Regions from separate parts of the Homo sapiens genome. Here region 2 is linked to region 1. The links are chromatin contacts, found by Hi-C in ENCODE. All regions are on one chromosome and are shown on one strand. Each heading gives the region's core, a stretch centred on a gene start or an enhancer-like site at or near the end of the contact. The rest is flanking DNA. Distances are from core to core; before and after follow the strand shown.

Region 1 (7,299 bases), core at 2,066-4,565:
TGTCACCCAGGCTGGAGTGAAGTGGCACAGTCTCTGCTCTCTGCAACCTCTGCTTCCCAAGTTCAAGTGATTCTCCTGCTTCAGCTTCCTGAGTAGCTGGGACTACAGGCGCCTGCCACCATGCCCAGCTAATTTTTGTATCTTTAGTAGAGACGGGCTTTCACCATGTTGGCCAAGCTGGTCTCAAACTCCTGACCTCAAGTGATCCATCCACCTCAGCCTCCCAAAGTTCTTGGATTACAGGCATGAGCCACCATGCCCAGCCTGTTTTCCTCTTCTTTAAAAGTCTACTTTTCTACTTGAGCTTGATGTCTACTTTCTATCCAAAATCCAACGTTGTAAAGTTCCCGTGACGCCAAGAGCTTCCACCTTTATGTGCATCAACTTCTAAAATCATGTTTCTTCTTTCATCATAAAAATGTGAATTGCTGGTTTTCAGTAAATGCTTTGATGTACCTAAAAGATTGTTCAACTTTTTCCCAACTTTTGTTAACTCCAGTGACCAACCACTTATCATTAAAAAATGTCCAAATCCTTGCTTCTCAATCACTAATTATGGTGGCCCATGAAAGAGATGGTCGAGGATCCACTGACCCAAGAACAAGGGTGGATACCAAGCCCAAGTACTCCACAAAATAACAAATTCTGTGAAAGCAATGCCAACATCTAATGAATTAGAGAATGAATAGAGTCCATGTAAATATGTATTTTGAGCCAACAAGATAAAGGCAATGAGAAGTGAGAGTAGAGTCCATGAGGGTTATTGCTGGATGGAAGAGTGTTGAGTCACTGAAGAAAGAGAATAATGTACTGCATATTTCCCTCCAATAATTTTGAGCCCAAAAGATGATATGCAGAGGGGAATCGGCCAATTTTTGAGACAAATATAGTTGAACCAATTTGTGTTTTCAGACACAGCCCAAAATAAAATGCATTGTCACATTTAGCCAATACTGAAAATAAATTAAAATAATGAAATTTCCACAAATGGTTGGTTTGAACACATGGTACAAGGCTGACCTTTTTTCCTTCTGGTTAAACACAGATGTATATGATTTACTCATAATCCCTTCATGCATACATTTTCAGCTATGGTTTATTTTTTCATTGTAGTAGCAGTGTTTCTTCTGTTTCCAAGTTAAAGGGTTTCCTCAGTTCCATCTAATTTCCTTTACATGGAATTTAACCTCTCCTCTTATCCCCAAAGCAAAGTTTACTGGAATTGACAGTCTAATTCAATGAAAAAGAAAATTGCATGTCCTCAAATATGTAGCCAACCCATACTCAAAGAGCTACATCAAAATAAAGACTAGAAACTTGTTTTTACTAAGTGGTTAGCTTGGTAAAATTTGTGAACTAGAGTAAGAGAGGCAAATTATTTTGGCCTTCCTGTTAGTGTTTAAGGCAGTTCTAGTGTTTGGTGAACTTGGCATCTCACACACAGATACACAGAAAGTCACCAAAATAACTGTGGCCACTTTTTCGATTGTGAAATATAAGTCAAGTTAATAAAATGGACTTAATTCTTCATGATCCACGTTCATAGAGTTGATACTTCAAACGTTTGTAGGGTATAGGAATTGAAAACCTAGATTTGAGGTCTCTCTCAGTTACGGGGAGTATAGTGCTGACCTCACTTCATTTCAATGGCCTGGTCACTAAAATGAGGATAGTAATGAAATCTTCCTCAATGGTTGTTGGGAAACTTTCCCCAGATGAATGTACTGAGAGCTGAACTGAGATAGTCAGAAGCCACAACACACATACAGAATCTGACTTCTTTGTAGCCCTTATCAGAGAAGGAATCATTTAAGGTTCTTAAGAATTGTGAATGACGTTGAGTAAACTCCCAATAAATATTAGTTATAATTGCTGACTCACTTAAATAGAATGCCACCTGGTATTCCTTGAATTTTTGCTTCTTGTTCCTTGAATAAATGTGTAATATGAATCATTAACAAAAAAGAGAAAAAAGTTGCTGTTTTAATTTGGGTTCCCTGAAAAACATCTTGAGAAAAGGGTTGGATTGTAACCCAAGAGATGGGCTCTTCCTGACGTTCAGTTCTTGCTTGGAAAGTGGAGGTAATAAACGATTTCATTTTATTTTGTTTTCCATCCTGTATCATGAAAGAGTTGGAATAAGAATGTAATAGGACACAAAGACAGCGCTATTATCTTACAAATTACTTCATTAGACAGAGAAAGTATGCATGTTGGTGAGAATTTAAAAATGCATTTTGCTTGGATAGTGTACAATTCATAACAGGGACTTAAATGTAAAGCGTACAAAACAGGAACAAATATTGTAAAAATCACCTTTACTAAGGCATATGAATTCTATCAGCTGCCTGGCATACTGTGGGCACAATTTACAAGTATTAATACATTTACTTCTCATTCAGTGCTTTCAGGGAGCTACTAGAAATTCTCCCATTTTACAATTAGGGAAATTCAGGCTCAGAAACTTCTGCATCCTGCTCAAGATCATCTCCTGTCGTCTTGAATCAGTATTTGAAGGGGAATAGCCTGAGCTCATACTCCACAAGCGTGGCCACAACTCCATGCCACTTGTTCATTTATCTTTTGGGATGCCTTGTAATGATTGGCTTCATGTCCTCTCTACCTTCTCAGCTAACAGCTCAGTGACAGCAGGGTTCTTTGTACCTTATTCACCCTTACGCTGCCTGTGCCTCACACAGCGCCAGACACCAAGGAGGTGGAGAATAGATACTCGTCGACTGATTTGTCATAACATAGAGCTGCTCATTTCCACCTGTATTTCTGGTGAAAGAAAGAAAAGCTGAGGTCAGTTTTATGGGCCATTAAATGTTTTATGCTCCCGGCAAAGCTGACTCAGTCCCCAGGCAGGTTGTGTTCTGTGCTGCTATGTTTCGTCCACAAGAGCTGGGCTTATACTTCAAATAATACATCCATTCTAATCACAGAAAATGCATTTTCAGTTCTAAATCAGTCACTCGTGTTATATTTGAAATATACTTTCCAGGTTCAAGCACCTTTCCCTGTGATGGACAGCTTTGTATTTAAAAGAATCCAGATTCCCTTTGTTTGCACTGTACTTTCTCCTAAAGAATTTGAGAACTCCTGTTAAACACAATGCTTTTGTTGGAGGTTACAGGTTGTTTTGATTAGAAAATGTAAACAAAGTAGATTCACATTGTCCACAGAATCTGGAAATTACACCTTTACCAGTTATGGTGTTTATGCTGTTTTCTATCCTTTTAGATAAAATTTACCAGAGGAAATGACTCAGCAATGAAAATATTATGTTGTCCAGGTGCCAGTGTTTTACAGGCTGGTGGTAGTGAAGACGTTAGGTTGAGAGTAAATGTCCTTTAAATAAATTGTGTGTAACCTTGCCTATTCAGGAACAAAAATGAAAATCAAGAAGAAGAAGGAGGAACAAGAGGTGAGAGAAAGGGATAGTTGGTAGCGTATGTTGGAGTTTTATTTATAGTAACTAGCTAGTAAACCATTAATATATCAGCATATTGATGGGTTTTTCCCCGTGTTTTCTTTGAAATCTCTGACTAGATTTTGTGATTAAGTGTCACTCTGTAAATGATAAAGTAAATGAGACTTCATAGTGAATACTAATATTGAAAAAACTGAAAACAGGATTATAAAAGGTTTGCTTTTTGTATAGCAGCAAAGCAACTAGGATCTGTTTATAGAAGTAGACATTAAAAGCAGAGTCTCCTACTAGCACCTTCTGAGAGAACCACAACCCTTATTTAACAGTTTATCTATTTTTGTTTCTAACACTGGCTCCTAATTTGTCCATGTATTAAATATTTTCCTGGAAGAGTATGACATAAACCTGCAAACATCCCAGTGGTTGGAGAGATGCTTAACAAACACAGATGGATGCTGGTGATATCATAAGTACCAGACCCGAGAAGCATCCTTTTACATTTTTCAATCAGCCACTTATCTAAAGAGAATTCATATCTTTCCCCGATCCTCCCTACCTCCTCCTAGAAATCTCAGCCCTAGCCAGGGACATGAGTCGAAGGGCTTTTCTTTCTCTCTGGCATTATTATAGGAGGACAGTGTGAGCGCTGCAGCAGGTCTGAAGTGAGAGGAGAAATGAGAGACCTTTGCTCCATGGCTGGGCAGAGGCAACGCAGTCCACGCGGATGTCCCTGCTGGGCTATTGTGTTCTGAGATATGGAACTCGGCAGTGGTCGTGATGCCCCCAATCACAGTGGAATTTAATCATTTCTTATCAAAGCATTGTCTCTTCCAGATATTTTTCTCACTCTAAACAGCCGGCGGGAAAAAAAGAAAAGATAAGAGGAAGAAGGGAGCTGAGAATCTTTTGTGAAAGGTGAGGAGGTGAGAAGGTGAGGAGGCACCAGCCACACTGAGGAAGGAAGGGCTGTTGCCAAGAAAAATGCTTCTCCATCATAACTTGTCCTTTCCTCTGCTTTTCCTCCAGCTCTTTTCCTCCTGAACACCACTTAGTGATTGGCACGAAGCACATTTTACCCCTCCCCAGAGGCAGCCGACCTGCAAGACCTGCAATAGTCACACTGTGTTAAAGAGCATCTACGCGGGAGGTAGTGCTAACCTCAACAGACTTTCAGAGGATCCAAGTCTGTGTGCATTCGGCAGGAACGCAGGTCTGTAAAGTGACAACACAGCCATTTCATAATCACCCATCTGTAAGACATTTATCAAGAGCCTGAAAGCCTGATAACTTATCTCCCCTCTTGAAAGGGGTATCCTAGTCCAGAGGATCCCAAGACTTCTCGGCTTGCCAACCTTTTAATTCAATCCCCAGGATGATTTCTTGATGTTTAGCAAAGCTACTCACCAGGCTCTGTGAGTGGAAAACTCTGGGAAGTGTTCCCTGAAAGTGCTCAGACCCTGGCAGAGAACAGGGTCTTTGTGCTGTGAACTCTGATCCTGTCCTGTGGGCCTGAACCTAACACATCCTATAGTGTCCACCAAGATTTGCATCAACCATGTCCAGGTCCTCTGCAGATCATCCCTGGGAATGCTCAGGCCTTTGGATGTGCTTTCATAGCTGGTCTTTGCTTTCCTCTTGTCTCTGGGTCTCCAGAGGGACTCCACTGTCTTGCTCAGCTCTCTAAGCCCAGAGTCTGCACAGTGCCTGAAAGAGAGCATGTGCTTAGTGAATATTTATTGTGTGGATAAATTGATGACTACATGAATTAGAAACAACCACTCAGCCTTATAGGGTAGCTGTATGTGGTAGGCAGAATAATGTGCCTCCTCCCGAAGACATTGTAGCAGAGGAAAAAATGTATTTTTCTTACGCCAATCTTAAGTTCACTGATTGAGACCCTGCAAACTAGACTGATAAAACATAGATTAACAAGACAAAAACAATCAGGAGTTTACTAACACTCACATCCTACATACACATAAGAAAACCCAGTGATGAGTCACTCTACTGGGTGGTTTGAACTTGGGCTTCTATAGCATCTTAACAAAAGAACAATTAATTATTACAGTGATGGCAAGAGAAAGAAAACGGACATTTAGTTTCCAGAGCAGCAAACTGGGAGATAGTAAACATATGAGGCTACAAGGCAAGGGCTAGTGAGTGAGGTTTGTTAGGTCAACTTCTGTGGACCCTACAGGATGATAAGGGGCTAGAGTTTTTTCGGTGATTAACTCCTGTCCTTCTGGGTAGAGAGAAAGGGAGACACCTTTACAAATGATGCCCTGCCTTAGGCATATGGGAAGGGTTTGAAAGATTTTCTTGTATTAGCATATTCTCAATTGTCTTTAGCCCAAAAGAATCCTTATGCCAAAGTGGCATATTTTGGGGTAGCATGTTCTGTACCTCCAAAGCTTGAATTGATTTTATTTCTTCTCTGACTGTGCAAAGGCACTAAAATGCAAGGATGCAAATCAAATCTCAGGCTGTCTCTAAGACACAGGCCAAGGGACAGCTTTCTGAATAGTGAACTAAGGGGATATGTTAATAAAACAAACTGATACAAAAACGTATGTTCAGAGATAATTTATGTGGTAGTTACATGACAGCCTCAAAACACAAGATTAAGATAGAGAAACCAAACCAGGAACTAATAAGAAAATCAACCATTTTCAGGTTCAACCATTAACTCCAACAAGGATAAAATTGCCAAACAAGTTATTTAGCATTGTGTGAGTGAAATATGTAGATTTCCATATATCTTGTTATCTGGCTGACTGACTTGAAGTCATTTTAATTGAGTCAAGCCTAATCCATGCAGTTTTTTGGAAGTAGAATCCAATAGCCAGGGTAATGTCAGTTGCTATGACAAGCATCCATTCAACTATACAATGGCTCGGAAAAAAAATGAGGTCTGTTTCTCATTCCAAGGTGATGGAGGTCTATTTATCGTTCAAAGAATGTGCAGAAATTGGTGTTCCTAGTCAATGGATGGCTCTTTTTAAGGAAGTGACTCAGAGACCTGGGTCCTTACATCCTATGGTTCCACCAGCTTCAACACTTCCAAGGCTGCCATGCTCCTGTGCATGAAGGTGGTGAAGAAGAAGATAGCATTGGGAATTGTACATGACAGAGTTTTATGCCTGAAAATGGCGAGTGCCACTTCAGTTCTCATTTTATAGGGTAGATATATGTCACATTACCATTTAACTGCAAGAAACCCTAAGAAATATGGTTCTGCCATTTTTCCGGAGTGAATGGAAAATGAGTGAGTAGTTACCTGGTGTCTGGCACTAGAAATCAGGGAAGTATCTGTGATATACCCTAGCTAAAGCCCTGGGAGTTACCACCTCTCACAGTTGATTGCAGTCTTGAGCAATCACATATCATGAATATTTACAACTAAATGAATAATTGAAGTTCACCTGTTTCAAACCTTCCTTTGCAGATAAAAACAAAGTCTAGAAAAGCGAAATTCGTCTTCGAAGACCATGCAACTTAGCTAATGACAAAACTAAAACAATTTTCAAGTCCTAAATTTGTACCTAAATATTCTTTCAACCACAATTTGTAATCCAGTATTTGATTTTTTAATCACAAGCTCTCTCTTTGGGAATTATTAAAGTGAGTAATCATAAATCACTAGAAGTTTGGGAAAAGTGATAAAAACTTAGGGATTATGTCTGTTAAAATATATTACAGGATAATGCCCATCAATCAACAAGGGAAAAAAGAAAAGGTGGTATATATTTATACCATGGAATACTACTCAGCCGTAAAAAGAAACAAAGTAATAGCATTCACAGCAACCTGGGTAGGATTGGAGACCATTATTCTAAGTGAAGTAACTCAGGAATAGGAAACCAAAC
Region 2 (7,299 bases), core at 1,845-4,344, 400 kb after region 1:
CAGAACAACGAAAGGGAAATTCATTAGTGTTGACGAGGATAGCAAGAACAAACATCACCGTGGTAGAGTTAGAGAGTTAAAGTTTATAGGCTGGGAGCAGTGGCTCACGCCTGTAATCCCAGCACTTCGGGAGGCTGAGGCGGGCAGATTACTTGAGGTCAGGAGTTCGAGACCAGCCTGCCAATGTGGTGAAACCCCGTTTCTACTAAAAATACAAAAATTAACTGGGTGTGTTGGTGCACCCCTGTAGTCCCAGCTACTTGGGAGACTGAGGCAGGATAATCACTTGAACCCAGGAGGTGGAGGCTGCAGTGAGCTGAGATCACGCCACCACACTCCAGCCTGGGTGACTGAGTGAGACTCCATCTCAAAAAAAAAAAAAAAAAAAATTAAAGTTTATAAAGTTCTCGTTATGGCCAGGCACTAATTTAATCACTTTTTATGTATTAAGCAATTTTATTCTCAGAACAACCTATGAGTTAAGTATTATTTTTAATTTTTTATTTTGCAGAAGAGTAAACTGAGGCACAGAGTTCAAGTAACTTGGCTAAGTTTTAAAAACTAGTAGGTGGTTGACCCAGGATTTTAAACCACATACTCTAAAAGCTAAGAATATTCCATTTAAGAACACAAGATACTGGAGGAGACATTGAATGTGTTCACCGGGTACTATTAGTTGAAGTTAATAATACAATTAGTCTTAGTGCTTGGAACTCCTCTCACATAAAAAAACAATAGATGTTTAAGTCCTGCTTGGTGGCTGTATTGTTTCATGAATGTATTAGCATCTATCACAATTCATTATAAATCTCTGCTTACTTATGTTTCTACTTTACTGAAATGTGAGCTGCGTCAGGAATGAGACTTATTCAAAGTTAGTATATTGAGTGTGTAGCATTGTACCTGAACTACGTATAATGCTTAATACATTTAATTTTTTTTTTAAAATGAGATAGGATAATAATTCATAGCGTGACTAGGGCATCAGAGGTGGCCATCTCCAAACTAATCCTTTGAACTCGGTGGTGGAGGAGGGTTTTCGCGGCACCTTCACTGCTGCACCCCTCACCTCCCATTTGGGGGCCAGGCAAACACCACTTCCTTTCTTGAGGCTTGGCACGCACCTACCCCAGAGACATTTTTTTAAAGGGTTGATGTTGGGGCTGCATTTGCAATAAAAGTCAAGGCTGGTGAAGAGAAAGAAATCCTTTTAGCAAAAGCAAACTTCCCTGGGATATGGTAAGAGCACCCACCTCACCCGAAGGACATCGGCCGCCCTCCTCCTACCCCAGCCACCCCAGCAGGCCTCTCCAAGGTGCAGCCAGCAAACTGGAACACAGTTGGCAGCAAGGGCCTGGTGAGCTGCTGCAGGGATGGTGGGCAGGGCCCAGGACCCCCCTCCAACCCCCCAGCATGTACATGCTGCCTGGATGGGACGACACAACACAGGCTGAAGTGAAGGGCATGCGACACGTGCTGTAGATGTCCTCACATGGTCTGCTGGGTGTTTTCTTTTTTCTTTCTTTCCAACTTTTATTTTAGGTTCAAGGGGTACCTGTGCAAGTTTGTTATATGGGCTCATTGTGTATCGAGGGGGTTTAGTGTACACATAACCGTGTTGCCCACACAATTAGCATAGTATCCGAGAGGTAGGTTTTCAATCTTCACCCTCCTCATGCCTCCACCCTCGAATAGGCCCCAGTGGGTATCATCCCCTTCTTTGTGTTCACATGTCCTCAATGGGAATTTTCCAATAAACAGCCTCACTCCCCTCCTGTACAGGGCCTATCACCCTGGGGTTTCAGAGAGAGTCAGATATTGGGGTGCTCCCTATCTAGATTTAATAGCTCACCTGCAATACCTGTGATTTCATTCCTTTCATTTATAAAAGTTTATACTCCCTATTGTGTTCTTATATTCTCAAAATATAAGCACAGAAAGCTACTTTCAAAGTCAATGAAAGGAAAAGTGTCCACCTTTTGCCTCTCCCTGGCTGCCTCTCCGATCTTTTCTTGCTACCTGAATTTCTTGATCTTGTTTCAGACCCAATCAGCAGCCCCGCTGGGATTTGTGAAAGCTTCAGGGGACCCTTCCCCTAAGAGCTAAAAAGCGAAGGCGGAAAAGGACCCTGCAGGACCAGACTGAAAGGTAAATGTAGAAGACAGCACGGTCTCCTGAACAGATCCCACCAACACCACTGCCAGGGTTCAGCACCACCCACGCTGAGCCCCGGGTCACTGTTCAGCACCACCCAGGCTGAGCCCCGGGTCACTGAAGATCTGGTTTCAGGAGGGCTGCAGAGTGAACGCCAAATGCTTCACGCTGCGAACACTGGAGGGATAAAAGCATCTTTTTCTCCCTGGCCTGGATTTCAGATTTCTCTGTAAAAGGCAGAACTGTGCACTAGCAGGCAGCTAACCCTTTTTCCTTTTTTAAGAAATAAAAAGGATACAGCAAAAGGGGAAAATCCAAAAATAAAATTCAGTCATCTAATCAGAAAGAATCCCACCAGCCTGGCAGAGTTCATCCGTGTGCAGTGCTTATAACGTTTAAAAAAAAAAATCTTTTATTTTGCGTTTGGTTCATACTTTCTGAAGACCTCCTCCTAAAGCATTACAAAAGGTAGCATTTTGTGTGTCTCAGGTCTTTTAAAAATCACCCCATATTATCTGAGAGTAAAAAAAAAAAAAAAAAAAAAAAAAACAGCTGGAGGCTTTTTCTGCAAAAAGGTGTTTAATTCTATACTCCAGGCAGCAGTGACAGAAGCTACAAAAGTCACCCCCACTCGATGAAGACAAAATTATAAACCAAGTTGTTTTACACTGATTCAAATACAGGTTAAATTTATTGGACTGATCCTTACTTACAAAAGTACTTTTCGGTATTTAAGGTAATTTTTAATGTATTTTTCTTAAAGTGATAGTTTCATGCAATCTTTATGGCAAGTTTTGCTGCATGTTTATTTTCTGAATTGTATTCATGTTTGATAATCGTTTGGAACTGTATTCTGGTGTGCGCGCTTAGTCAACACAGGATGTGGAAGACGGTACCAGTCAATCTCCATGGTAACCACACTGGCCACCCTCCAAGCATTTTACACAGGTTGCCTCATGTGTCCTCTGCCACAAACCAACCAGAGGAGGTAGCACTGTTAGCATCCCCATTTCACAGATGAGGAATCCGAGGCCCAGAGCTTTTCAGTTGCTCCCTCCAGGTCACAGGGCTGACCCGGGGCAGGGTGAGGACACACTCTGGCTTCGGGCTGCCGGGAGCCCTGAGTACCACACATACATTACGGAGACCCTACTTCCTCCTCCAGGGTAAGGAAGATCTTCCCACCCGCTACGGCCAAAGCTTTTGCCTTTCTGTAACCTCTATTCCATAATAAAGCCAAAAGAACTTTCAGAAAGAAAACCTGAACAGCAGGGTGGTGGAGCCACCCACTTTCCACGCGCGTATCCGGCTTTTCTCCTGCAGCGTGCTGTGTTTGAAGTCAGTCATGTGGATGCAGCCATCAGTAGTTTGTGTCTTCAGGCAACGCTGGAAAAGGACTAGAGGCCCTGGGGTGTTGGGAAGACACCACTCTGGTTTGGGTGGTGAGTGATAAAGGTTGCATACGTAAAATTTCACTGATTTGTGCACTTCACTGCAAATTATACCTCTGTAAATAAAACACAGTGGGGCAAACTGTTTTAAAAAAGTCAATGTTATTAGAGCATTTACCTTCTTAAAAATCTCTGATAATCGCCCATCGCTGTTAGCCCCAATTTAGTGCCACCTCCCTCAGCCTCCCTTCCACCCTCTCCACATCCCACCGGACTGGCCCCCTGGTCATCCTCCAACGTGCCAAGCCCCATCCTCTCCTACCGCTGGGCTCTGGGCATGACCTTGCCTGTGTCCAGAACATTGAGCCATTTGCCTGGCCAACACTAACTCTTCATTTAGATCCGAGCTTCCACAGAAAAAATTAGGTCAGGTCACCAAAATACACCCCTTTCTGGCTCCTCTCTATGTTTCTTTCATGATTATAGTTTTACATTTTTTTTTTTGCTGTTGCTATTTTTTGTTTGTTTTCATTTTAATAGATTTTATTCTTTTTATTTATTTTATTTTATTTTATTAAGACAGTGTCTGGCTCTGTCCCCAGGCTGGAGTACAGTGGTCTGATCATAGCTCATTGCAACTTCCACCTCCACCTCTCAAGCGATCATCCTGCCTCACACTCCCAAGTAACTGGGGCTACAGGCTCATGCCACCACACCTGGCTAATTTTTGTATTTTTTGTAGAGACAGGGTTTCACCATATTGCTTAGGCTGGTCTTGAACTCCTGGGCTCAAGTGATCCGCCCGCCTTGGCCTCCCAAAGTGCTGGTATTATAGGCATTAGCCACCATGCCTGGCTGATTTTATGCTTTAGAGAAGTTTTAGGTTTACGCAACCATAAGAGGAAAAGTCAGAGAGTTTTCCCCCGACATTCCCTGCCCCATTTATGTGCAGCCTCCCCCATCAGTACCAGCACATTTGTCTTTCCAGTTCTTCACTTCGTGTGCTTTTCCTTCTTGACTGTAAACTCCATAAGGACAAGAACTGTCTGCTTTTGTTCTAACGTATCTCTATCCTTTTCTCTGATACACCACTGCTTCTTTTCTCTGAATTTTAAATTCAGTTCTTATTCTAGTTTGCTTTGCAGGTCAGTGAATTTGATTCAAACACTTATTATTAGACTTGTAAAAATAAATTTTTATTTTATTTTTGGGAGAGGGGATATAGCTGTAAAATGACTTTTAAAACAAAGGCTTAGTGGTCTGCAAAGGTAGTAGAGTCTAACACGGAGAAACCAGAAACTTTGAGGTTTATAATTGAATTATTTGTAACTAAATGAAAGAAAGTTTACTGGAAGCTGTATCCCTAATTCCTAAAGATTACAGAGCTTTCTTAGAATTGGGTGTTAAAAATCACAGCACAAAAGGAAAAAGAAGATTAAAAAGATTTTTTTTCTGTGACTCATTAAAAGAGAAAGAGAGAGGTGGAGGAAGAGAGAGAGAGAGAGAGAGAAAAAGAAAGAAAGAGAAAGAAAGAGGGAGGGAGCTAGGGAAGGAAGAAAGGAAGGAAGGAGAGAGGGAGGGAGGGAAAGAAAGAAGAAAAGAAAGAAAGAAAAGAAATAAGGAAGGAAGGAAAGAAAGAAAGAAAGAAAGAAAAAGAAAAGAGAAAAAGGAAGGAAGGAAAGAAAAAAAGCAAGGAGGGAGGGAAAGGGAGGGGGGGGATGGATAAAAAGAACAGAAAAAAGAATGAAAGTTTAAAAATGAAAGAAATGAAGGAAGAAAAGATAAAAGAAGAAAGGAAGAGAGGGGGGAAAATCTCCCAGTTTCTATATAAAACAGGAATAAGAAATTTGTATAGACAGCGACTGCTCCCTTTAAACCCCACCCTGGTCCTCAATTGGCTAGAATTTTGATTTCCCACCTAATTTCATCAAACTCCTCTTACTCATGTTGCAAGACACAGTCTCCGATATTTTCTATTTTATCCCTACTATTCAATTATAATATATTCCACAATGTCTTAATCTATTAAATTCTACTGTATTCTATTTTAGAACTCTACTTTGCAACTAAATTATTTTACCGCTATGACATGCCTTTGAAAAAGGAGCGTGCCAGATGCAAAGGTTGGTGTTCATGAGGTAGAGCCTACCGAGAAAGGGCCAAACAGAAATCTGCTCAAACTGGTTTGCAGCCACTGTGGAAGCTGAGAAGCCTGATTGTCACTGGCCAAGTCTCCCTTTTCAGTGACTTGTTCTGTTAGCATTCCTTTACCTCTCTGGAGATATGAACTACGATGGTTGTAGAGGCTTCACATAATTCTCATCCATAAATACAGAAGGAACCTTTCCCGGAGTTTCTCTGAAGTTTGGTATGAATCGGAGAAGCACGGGGTCATATACATCTGCTCAGTGAAGGGAGGCCCTTTTGCAGTCCAGAGCTGCTCAGAAACTTTAACCTAAATTATGCACCAGTTGAAAAGCCCTGTAGTGAGTGAACCACCACAAAAATAAATTGTCAGATGAAAACCACATATCCATCCGTTCCGTCCTGTGACTCAGAGTCAGGTATTCACACAAATTGCCAGTCAAGGCTGTGACAGTAGCACACAAGGGCTTCTGCGAAACTCAATCAGTTAGCAAAAGTGACCGTCCATACAGCAGCATCTAGATGAGTTTATTACGGTGTGCCTTTGATATCTAGAGAAATGGATGGAATGTTTAACTTTAAAATCAGTTGTGATGGCAACTGTTGTTAACAACAGCTTTGACTACTGGCTGGGGGACAAGGCTGATAGCGTCTGTTTAACTGGCAATGTCTGTTAACCAGAGGTGAAGGCTCTCTCATTAACGGATTTTTAAGGCTTAGCAGAATATTTAGAACTCAATAAATGTCTGCTGAGTGAATGAATGCACAATTAAAATGTCTTCAGTGGGCCGGGCGCGGTGGCTCATGCCTGTAATCCCAGCACTTTGAGAGACCGAGGCGGGCGGATCGCCTGAGGTCGGGAGTTCGAGACCAGCCTGATCAACATGGAGAACCCCTGTCTCTACTAAAAATACAAAATTAGCTGGGTGTGGTGGTGCATGCCTGTAATCCCAGCTACTCAGGGGACTGAGGCAGGAGAATCGCTTGAACCGGGGAGGTGGAGGTTGTGGTGAGCCGAGATTGTGCCATTGCACTCCAGCCTGGGCAACAAGAGCAAGACTCCATCTCAAAAAAAAAAAAAAAAAAGTCTTCAAAATTTTTAGCTGGATGACGACAGAGGGGAATCCAAAATTCCTTCCATTCTAAACACCAGAGGCCGCTTTGAGAAAATGTTCCTCCCACACTCACTTCTTTCCAGGCTCTCCATGAGTCCCGCCAGGGCCCATGGGCCTCTTTACCTCCAATAACTTCCCTTCTGTGACTCCAAACGCTGCTACCAGAATGTCAGCTTTGCAGGCCCCAGGCCTGTCCACCACAATCTCTTCTTCCTGGAATCTTGTACTTCAGCTGGAGCAAATCTTTGAACTCACCGATGCCTCAATCCATCAGCCTCATTCTTTCTCCTCACCCACTGTTATCTTCCCTAAGAAGATGAGTGGTTTCCCCTCCCTGCCCTTCCTACTGATGTTCCATAGAAATAGAGCCCCCAGGTTTATCTTGACAAATGACTGGGCAGAATAGATTCTCTATATTGAAGCTAACCATGAAGGAAAGTGTCATTTGATGGTTTCCAGGAATATCCCTTAAAACATGTCTTTTCCACTTCATT

What was found. Hi-C counts contacts between places; a loop is a spot of excess contacts on that map. Pooled maps may share reads with other maps.
Region 2: a loop to region 1 is called in a pooled map, with 2.1 times the contacts of the local background. The contact joins two enhancer-like sites. A Hi-C loop is called at or near these places in 2 of 168 maps with a recorded cell type or tissue (PC-9 and aorta) and 9 of 50 pooled maps.

The regions. Positions count from the first base shown.
Region 1 is chr10:4,350,072-4,357,370 of GRCh38, reverse strand. No RefSeq gene overlaps it. Among named protein-coding and RNA genes, the nearest start is that of LINC00703, 31 kb to the left of the region's middle. RefSeq lists an enhancer at 3,150-4,349 and a silencer at 5,420-5,714. Within about 2 kb of position 3,315, at least 9 of the 41 ENCODE cell types and tissues checked have a DNase peak (open chromatin) inside an H3K27ac peak, as active enhancers do.
Region 2 is chr10:3,944,871-3,952,169 of GRCh38, reverse strand. It overlaps LOC105376367 (a long non-coding RNA gene), which reads right to left. Exons shown (of 3, transcript XR_930585.3): 2 at 5,817-6,026; 3 at 2,813-3,661. Among named protein-coding and RNA genes, the nearest start is that of LINC02660, 36 kb to the right of the region's middle. Within about 2 kb of position 3,094, at least 3 of the 41 ENCODE cell types and tissues checked have a DNase peak (open chromatin) inside an H3K27ac peak, as active enhancers do.